Regions from separate parts of the Homo sapiens genome. Here region 2 is linked to region 1. Evidence: chromatin contacts called from ENCODE Hi-C or POLR2A ChIA-PET data. All regions are on one chromosome and are shown on one strand. Each heading gives the region's core, a stretch centred on a gene start or an enhancer-like site at or near the end of the contact. The rest is flanking DNA. Distances are from core to core; before and after follow the strand shown.

What was found. A loop is a pair of places that touch in the nucleus more often than their neighbours do. ChIA-PET counts read pairs that join two places held with the same protein, here RNA polymerase II (POLR2A). Pooled maps may share reads with other maps.
Region 2: a map of heart right ventricle shows a loop between it and region 1 (3-fold over the local background). The contact joins the promoter of TNP1 here to the enhancer-like site in region 1. A Hi-C loop is called at or near these places in 2 of 168 maps with a recorded cell type or tissue (Right ventricle myocardium superior and heart right ventricle) and 1 of 50 pooled maps. POLR2A ChIA-PET finds 5 or more read pairs at or near these places in 1 of 52 experiments (H1).

Annotation. Positions count from the first base shown.
Region 1 is chr2:216,712,139-216,715,510 of GRCh38, forward strand. It overlaps IGFBP-AS1 (IGFBP5 antisense RNA 1), which reads left to right. Exons shown (of 6, transcript NR_187138.1): 2 at 242-331. Among named protein-coding and RNA genes, the nearest start is that of IGFBP5, 18 kb to the left of the region's middle. Within about 2 kb of position 1,638, at least 13 of the 41 ENCODE cell types and tissues checked have a DNase peak (open chromatin) inside an H3K27ac peak, as active enhancers do; they include heart right ventricle, where a contact is called at or near this core.
Region 2 is chr2:216,858,417-216,861,788 of GRCh38, forward strand. It overlaps TNP1 (transition protein 1), which reads right to left and starts at 1,648. Exons shown (of 2, transcript NM_003284.4): 1 at 1,480-1,648; 2 at 1,042-1,279. The coding sequence starts at 1,618. The coding sequence ends at 1,251. LOC124906118 (a long non-coding RNA gene) reads right to left here. Exons shown (of 3, transcript XR_007088082.1): 2 at 2,509-2,566; 3 at 1,838-1,944.

The DNA of each region.
Region 1 (3,372 bases), core at 388-2,887:
CGGAAATAATTTAACCCACAATGGTGGGAATGCAAAACAGGATAATATACATAACCTTCTTAAGCATACTGTTCAATAAGTAAATGGGCTTTCGACCTGAAGTTCCAACTCTTCACATTCACTGTGGATAGCAAAGAGTGTTCTCTCTTTTTAAGATAGCCTTGGCTTCTCCTCTTAATGTATTCCCCTTTCCTTCTGTACCAGGCCTAGTGATAATTGCCTGTCCTGCCTCTGTTCACAGGGAGCGAGCCTCAGTGCTTTGAACGCCTCCTGCTCCATCACAGTGACTGCTCAAGGCAGGACACCTGATCCTATCGGAATCCACCCACGGGTGAGTCTGGGACAATTCGATTCTCTCTTTCATAAATGAAAGAATGAAAGGCACACAGGAGGAAGGATCAGTTAGGGGCAGTCATGGGAGGTGAGAAGCCTTAGGAGGATGGAATATTGGAAGAAGGATAAGAGGAACAAATAGCAGCAGGCGAGGAGGATGGAATCAAGAGACAATGGCCCTGGATCACAAAGGCTTTTGGTTCTCCCGTTCCAGGGACCCATGACATCTTCCCCATTTTCCCATGACATTCCTGGTACCTTTTCAACCACGCCTCTATTCCCTTGAACTAGTTGGAGGGGGTTTCTGTTCCTTGCAACCCAAAGAGCCTTTATGAGAACACCGCCATGGATTTTCTGATTGTGAGTGCTGCTTGGCTGTCACAGAAGTCCTCTTCTTCTCTCACCTCGAAGGGTTTGGGCATTCTGTGTCTTCATGGAATGTCAACTCTGCAAGGTGCTGCACGACAGGAGTTCATTCTTCCATCAGTTTTCAAGCTAGACAACTTTCATGCTTAGGAAACTCCTGTAGCATCCAACAATGTTCCTCTTGCTGCAGTTTGAACTCTTCTTCTCATTGTTCTTCTTCTTTTTTGAGATGGAGTTTCGCTGTTGTTGCCCAGGCTGTGGTGCAATGGTGTGATCTCGGTTCAATACAAACTTGGCCTCCTGGGTTCAGGCGATTCTCCTGCCTCAGCCTCCTGAGTAGCTGGGATTACAGGCGCCTGCCACCACACCCAGCTAATTTTTGTATTTTTAGTAGAGACTGGGTTTTGCCATGTTGGCCAGGCTGGTCTCGAACTCCTGACCTCAGGTGATCTGCCCACCTTGGCCTCCCAACGTGCTGGGATTATATGCGTGAGCCACTGCACCTGGCCTTTCCCCCGGCCCCCGCTCCTTTGGAAGCCTTGTAGCTCAATTTTTTTTTTAATTGATTGGTTTCAAGGAGACCAGAGATCAGACTCTGAATTTCTCAAGGGAGAGATTCTGGAGACATAAAATCTGTTTTGAAAGTTTTAAACTATATCTTACCTTTGCAAGATGCCTGATGTTTTGGATCTCAGCCCTATTTTTTTGAGAATTCACCATACGTTCACAGACATCATCTCTTTGTTCCTTCCCACAATATCTGGCTGGCTCAGTGAACCCATTCTCCCAACCTGGAAATAGAAGCCTAGAAGAAGGCTGGCTGGGGGCTTGCATCTCTGAGGCAAGTCAGCTTTGGAAACCTGGGAAGAATGCCTCCTTTCCCCACTATCCCAGGCTCATTGCCAAGCTGCCAGCTAGAGACCCGAGCTCTGGGCAGAACTCATTTCAGAGTGAGTCAGAAACATGAGGGAGTCTTGTTCACACATGCCGACCAAGGGAAAAGCCCCAAGGGAGATGTTTCAAGGAGTCCTACCAGAGACTCGGGAGATCTTTTCTCTTCTCTATTGGAAGAGACAGCCCACCCACTTGGCGGATGCCCAGCTCTCCAGACTGAGTGCCAAGAAAAGAATAAGAGAGGTCCTGAGACCCTGGCTCCAGGGCCATGGTCTGTCTCTATGGAGTACAGGGTCGGGACCATTCATAACAGGCACAAAACACTCCTCTGGCCCTTTAGCAAGAGAGCTGCTATGACAGCACCCCCACTGACCTGGACATCTCTGTGATGTTACCTTAGAAACCAGAAAAAGCAATCTAAGCCACTTCTTTGATTTTCTCTAGCATCTGGAAATTAAACTTTTTACACGAGCCAATACTTTTAGCCTTTTTCTTAACCCAAACTTCCTCTCCCAGGACTGCTGTGGAGGGAGAATTTAGAACGGGTGAGCTAAGAACCTTCCGAGATGCCAAAGGTCTTTGACATTTGGTGAGTTTGAGTACTCCTAGTACTCAAGGGCAAGTGCAGTCTGGTTGGATCTCTCCAGGTAGGGAGCCTTTTAAAACCCCAGAATTTCCAGGTGGGCACCTCCTTCCTTTCAGCATTGCATGGGCCATGGCCATCAATGAGGGCAATTTCCTTGCACCACAGGTCCCAGGGACAGTGTCTCTGCGTGGCCTGGTGAGGGGGAAGGGCCTCCAAAATTAGATGACTAGATTTCGACTCATGGATGACATTCCTGAGTGAGATCAGGGGTCAGGCAGGTGGTAAGAGGCATGAAAAAAATGCACTACTCCCCAGCCCCCCAGCCCTGGGTAATATTTTAGATGACTACATGCAAATAGGGAGAATTCACAATGGATCGAGGTTCACATTAGTGGACAGAATGTTTATGTGGGCCTAGGTGAGAGTACCTCTGTGGAGAACCTAGAGGCAGAGGCCTGAGGGTTAGGGAAGCCTGATAAAATCTAGGGAGTCCAGTTAAATTTGAATTTCAGATAAACAACTAATAAATTGCAGTAAAAATGTGTCCCACTCCATAGTAGACACATTTATATTAAACATTATTATTATTATTATTTGAGACAGAGTTCTGTTCTTTTTGCCCAGGCTGGAGTGCAGTGGCACGATCTCAGCTCACTGCAACCTCTGCCTCCTAAGTTCAAGTGATTCTCCTGCCTCAGCCTCCTGAGTAGCTGGGATTACAGATGCCCGCAAAAATTATTTGTCTAAAATTCAAATTTAATTGAGTGTGCTATATTTTTATTTGTTAACTCTGGCAACTCCACTTGGGTGGGCCCAGTCCCTGGCATCTTCAGGTTTTTGTGGAGCTGGTGTGCACGCACATCTGCATGTAGGACATTTGGGGTACCAAGGCAAATAGAAATATCTAGGCCAGAGGTCATTTCAGTGTTTGTTTTGTTTTGTTTTTTGAATGATTCCGTAATTGTTAATTTTCTATTTCAAAACATTTCTCAAGTCCTTGGAGATCCTTGGAGAATTCCAGAGGCCCTCCAGAAACTTGACCGATAGATCTTCTTAATTAAATTTCTCCAGTAGGTCACTGGGAAGAAGGAGCTAGCTGGGAGTCTTAGAGTCATATGTGATCTTCCCCCTTTCTTTCTGTCATTATTTCAGATCGCTGTCCTGCACTCCTCTTTCTTCTCTCTGGCGAGCCA
Region 2 (3,372 bases), core at 398-2,897, 150 kb after region 1:
AATAGTGTCCTCTTCCCATGTCTCACACCCCTGACTGCTGGAAACTTCGTGTCTAACCTCATGCCCCCTCATTCCTTCCTGCTTATACCCTTTCCTGGTTACTTCCCCAGAAACCACGTGGGTGGTTGGTTCTTGAGTTTAAATATGAGTCTCATTTCTACCCTGGAGCTACCTCTGAGGCAACAGGAAACAAGAAAAATACGATCCACCTCTGAGTGGGTGAATGTCATATCCTTGACCAGAGACATCATAAATTGTGTTACAACTCAGGGACAAGGTAAAGTGAGGGCTTAGGAATTTCCTAAATGAGCAGAACCAGCTCTATCCCTAAAGTCAGTTCTCTCTCTCTCTCTCTGTCAAATGATCAATACTCAGATTGAGACAATTCCTACTTCTAGGCACACTGGACTAAGGCTTATGGCATGCTACGAGGCAATATCCCACTCTTCAGTCTTGCCCACCTCAAGCCCAACATAGCTACCAAAATAACCTAAAGAAATCTAAACTCTCATCACTTCCACTGTTACCAATAGGATCCTTTACAAAGAACATGTTGGTCTCTGTTCAGAAGGTGTTCCCATCTCTTAGCCTGCTAATACTGCCCATATGATCAATGAATTAAGAGCTTCTAAGAGCTCCTCCAGGTGATCTCTATCTCCGGGCCAAGTCTTTAGATTTAGTTTAGCTTTCAACACCTCTATGCTATAAGCTCTGACGAAAACAGCTTGCATCCTTTGGTTTAAGCTCTAACAAAAACAGCTTGAATCCTTTGGTTAATGCTAATGAATGCATTTCTCCCTTTTTTATCTCTTCTCCCTTTCCATGTTGAGGAGAGAGACAGCACACTGGGATGAAGACAAATACGGCAATAGTGTGTGGCCAGAGTAGGACCACCTCCCACGGTGGTGGGAGGGAATTGGAGGACAAATTACTTTTGATATTTTCCAAGTCACATTTAATGGTTTCATACTGGCCAATTCTTCCCCAAACCCACCTAGCTCAGGAACTCAAGTCTTTCCAACCAAAAGATCAAAGTAAACATTTCTGCTTTCAAAGTTTTATTGAGATGTTGGGGAAAAACAGCCAACATATACATTCCTCATTTCGTCACAACTGGCATTTGATCCACATTCCATAGGCTCCTCTCTGGCTTTGATCTAACATCAGGTCTCCTTGGCAGTTCCCCTTCTGCTGTTCTTGTTGCTGCTTGGTGCTGTGTGAAGCGCACCAGGGCAGAGCCCGCTGGGGGCTCACAAGTGGGAGCGGTAATTGCGATTGGCTGTGGGAAAGGACAGGTTTGCAACAGAGACACGAATTAGAACATTCCCATCAAGACTCTTGTTGCTCAAATCTGCATTTAGTTATTGGAAATAATCTCAGGCCAAGATTTCAGGGTCCTGTGAGAGCTGCCTCCAAGAGGGAGGGCCTGGCAGCAATGTGTGCCTAAGTTTGGCAATCTCCTCCCCATCCCTCACTCACCGTCATCGCCCCGTTTCCTACTTTTCAGGTTGCCCTTACGGTATTTTCTTTTGCTGCCACCTCTCTTGACTCCCTTGTGAGGAGATCGGCTCTTGCTCCTCCTCATGCCATGACTCTTTAATTTGCGGCTGGTCGACATGGTAAGTTCTGCCAAAATGAGGGGCTTTGCAAGGCCCGGGGGCCAGGAGTCTGGGTATTTAAGGCCTTGGCCATTGTGACAGGGAAGGGGCATGGCTCAGCAGGTGGGCGGGGCTCTACTGTGCTGTCACTCACCTTTGCTGCACTTTGGTCACATTTGTGAAATAAGGTGGTCCTTTTCGTGCAGCTCAAGGGCTGCCCTCAGTTTTGAGGTCCTTTTTATGTTAAGTGAGGCTTTCCCAGAGAGGTGTTATTGAGAAACTGAATCCCAGCCCTGTGCCAGGCATTGGATGAGTACAAGAGACCATTCAGATATGCTTCTCCTGCCTGTAGGAAATGTAACAGTCATTGAGTGTGTGTGTATGCATGACTGTTTAAGTCTCTCACAGCATCCAGAGATAATAAATTTATTTCTGTAAGGACTTGACTCTACAGAACCCAATTCAATATGATCAAAATAGAAATATTCCTTCTTTTTCATCTAGGTCAGGATTTCTCAGTCTTGGCACTGTTGACACAATGGGCAGGGTAACTTTCAGTGGGCTGTCTTGTGCACCCTAGGATGTTTGGCAACATCCCTGGCCATTACCCACTGGACACCAGAGAAGCCTGGCAGCTATGACAACCCAAAATATTCCCAAACATTGCCACCTGTTTCTTTGGGAGGCTGGGGAAGTGAGGGAAAAAATGGCTCTGGTTCAGAACAATTAACCTAATCATTTTTTAAAATTCAGTCACAGATATTGATCACATAGCATATGCCATACATTTAGGTGGTAGAAAATTAGTGGAGGATAAACACACGTAGATACTGTGCTCATGGAACTCTCAGCCCACTGGGGAGAAAGCCATTCATCAGATGTCTACATAAATCAGTGAGTAAGTACTTACGGAGTCATTTTGGCTGGAGAAGGGCAGAGGGAAACTCCCTACATGGTACAGGATGAGGCTGGAGGGAGAGACAGAGATCAAACCATGATCAAGTACATTGGGAAGCCTTTAAAAATGTTAAGAGGATGGCATGTGAGATTAGAGGGTGCCAAGTGGGTGATGTATTGACTGGAGGAGCTGTGTAAAGGGAGATGCTACTGTCAACATCAATGGTTCAGCAGAGAGAAAGATTTGATGATGGTTTAGGTCTGGCCAGGAAAGGTGTTGATTGAGATCTAAAGTAGACAAGAGACCAAGGCTTGGTGACGGATTGAATTTGGGAGGTGAAAGCAGATGGTGTCAAGGGTGTGGCTTTTGTTTCTGTATAATGCAGTTATCTGGATGCTGGTGCCATTCATGGGGATAAAGGCCAGACATGGGGAGAGTGATGATCATGTACTTGGTATAAGACATACCAGCTTTGAAGTGCCTTTGACACTTACAAATAGATATATTGAATGATTATTGGTGTATAAGTCATCCAGCCTTTCCTTTTTCCTCCATTACACCTCATAGTAAATGCTTTGCTTTTGAAAATGTTTCTTTCTTTTTTTTTTTTTGAGACCGAGTCTTCTCTTTTGCTCAGGCTGGAGTGCAGTGGCACAATCTTGGTTCACTGCAACATCTGCCTCCTGTGTTCCAGCAATTCTCCTGCCTCAGCCTTCTGAGTAGCTGGGATTACAGGCGTGTGCCACCATGCCTAGCTAATTTTTGTATTTTTAGTACAGACAGCGTTTCGCCATGTTGGCCAGGCTAGTCTTGAACTCCTGATCTCAGGTGATCTGCCCACCTTGGCCTCCCAGAGTGCTGGGATTACAGACGTGA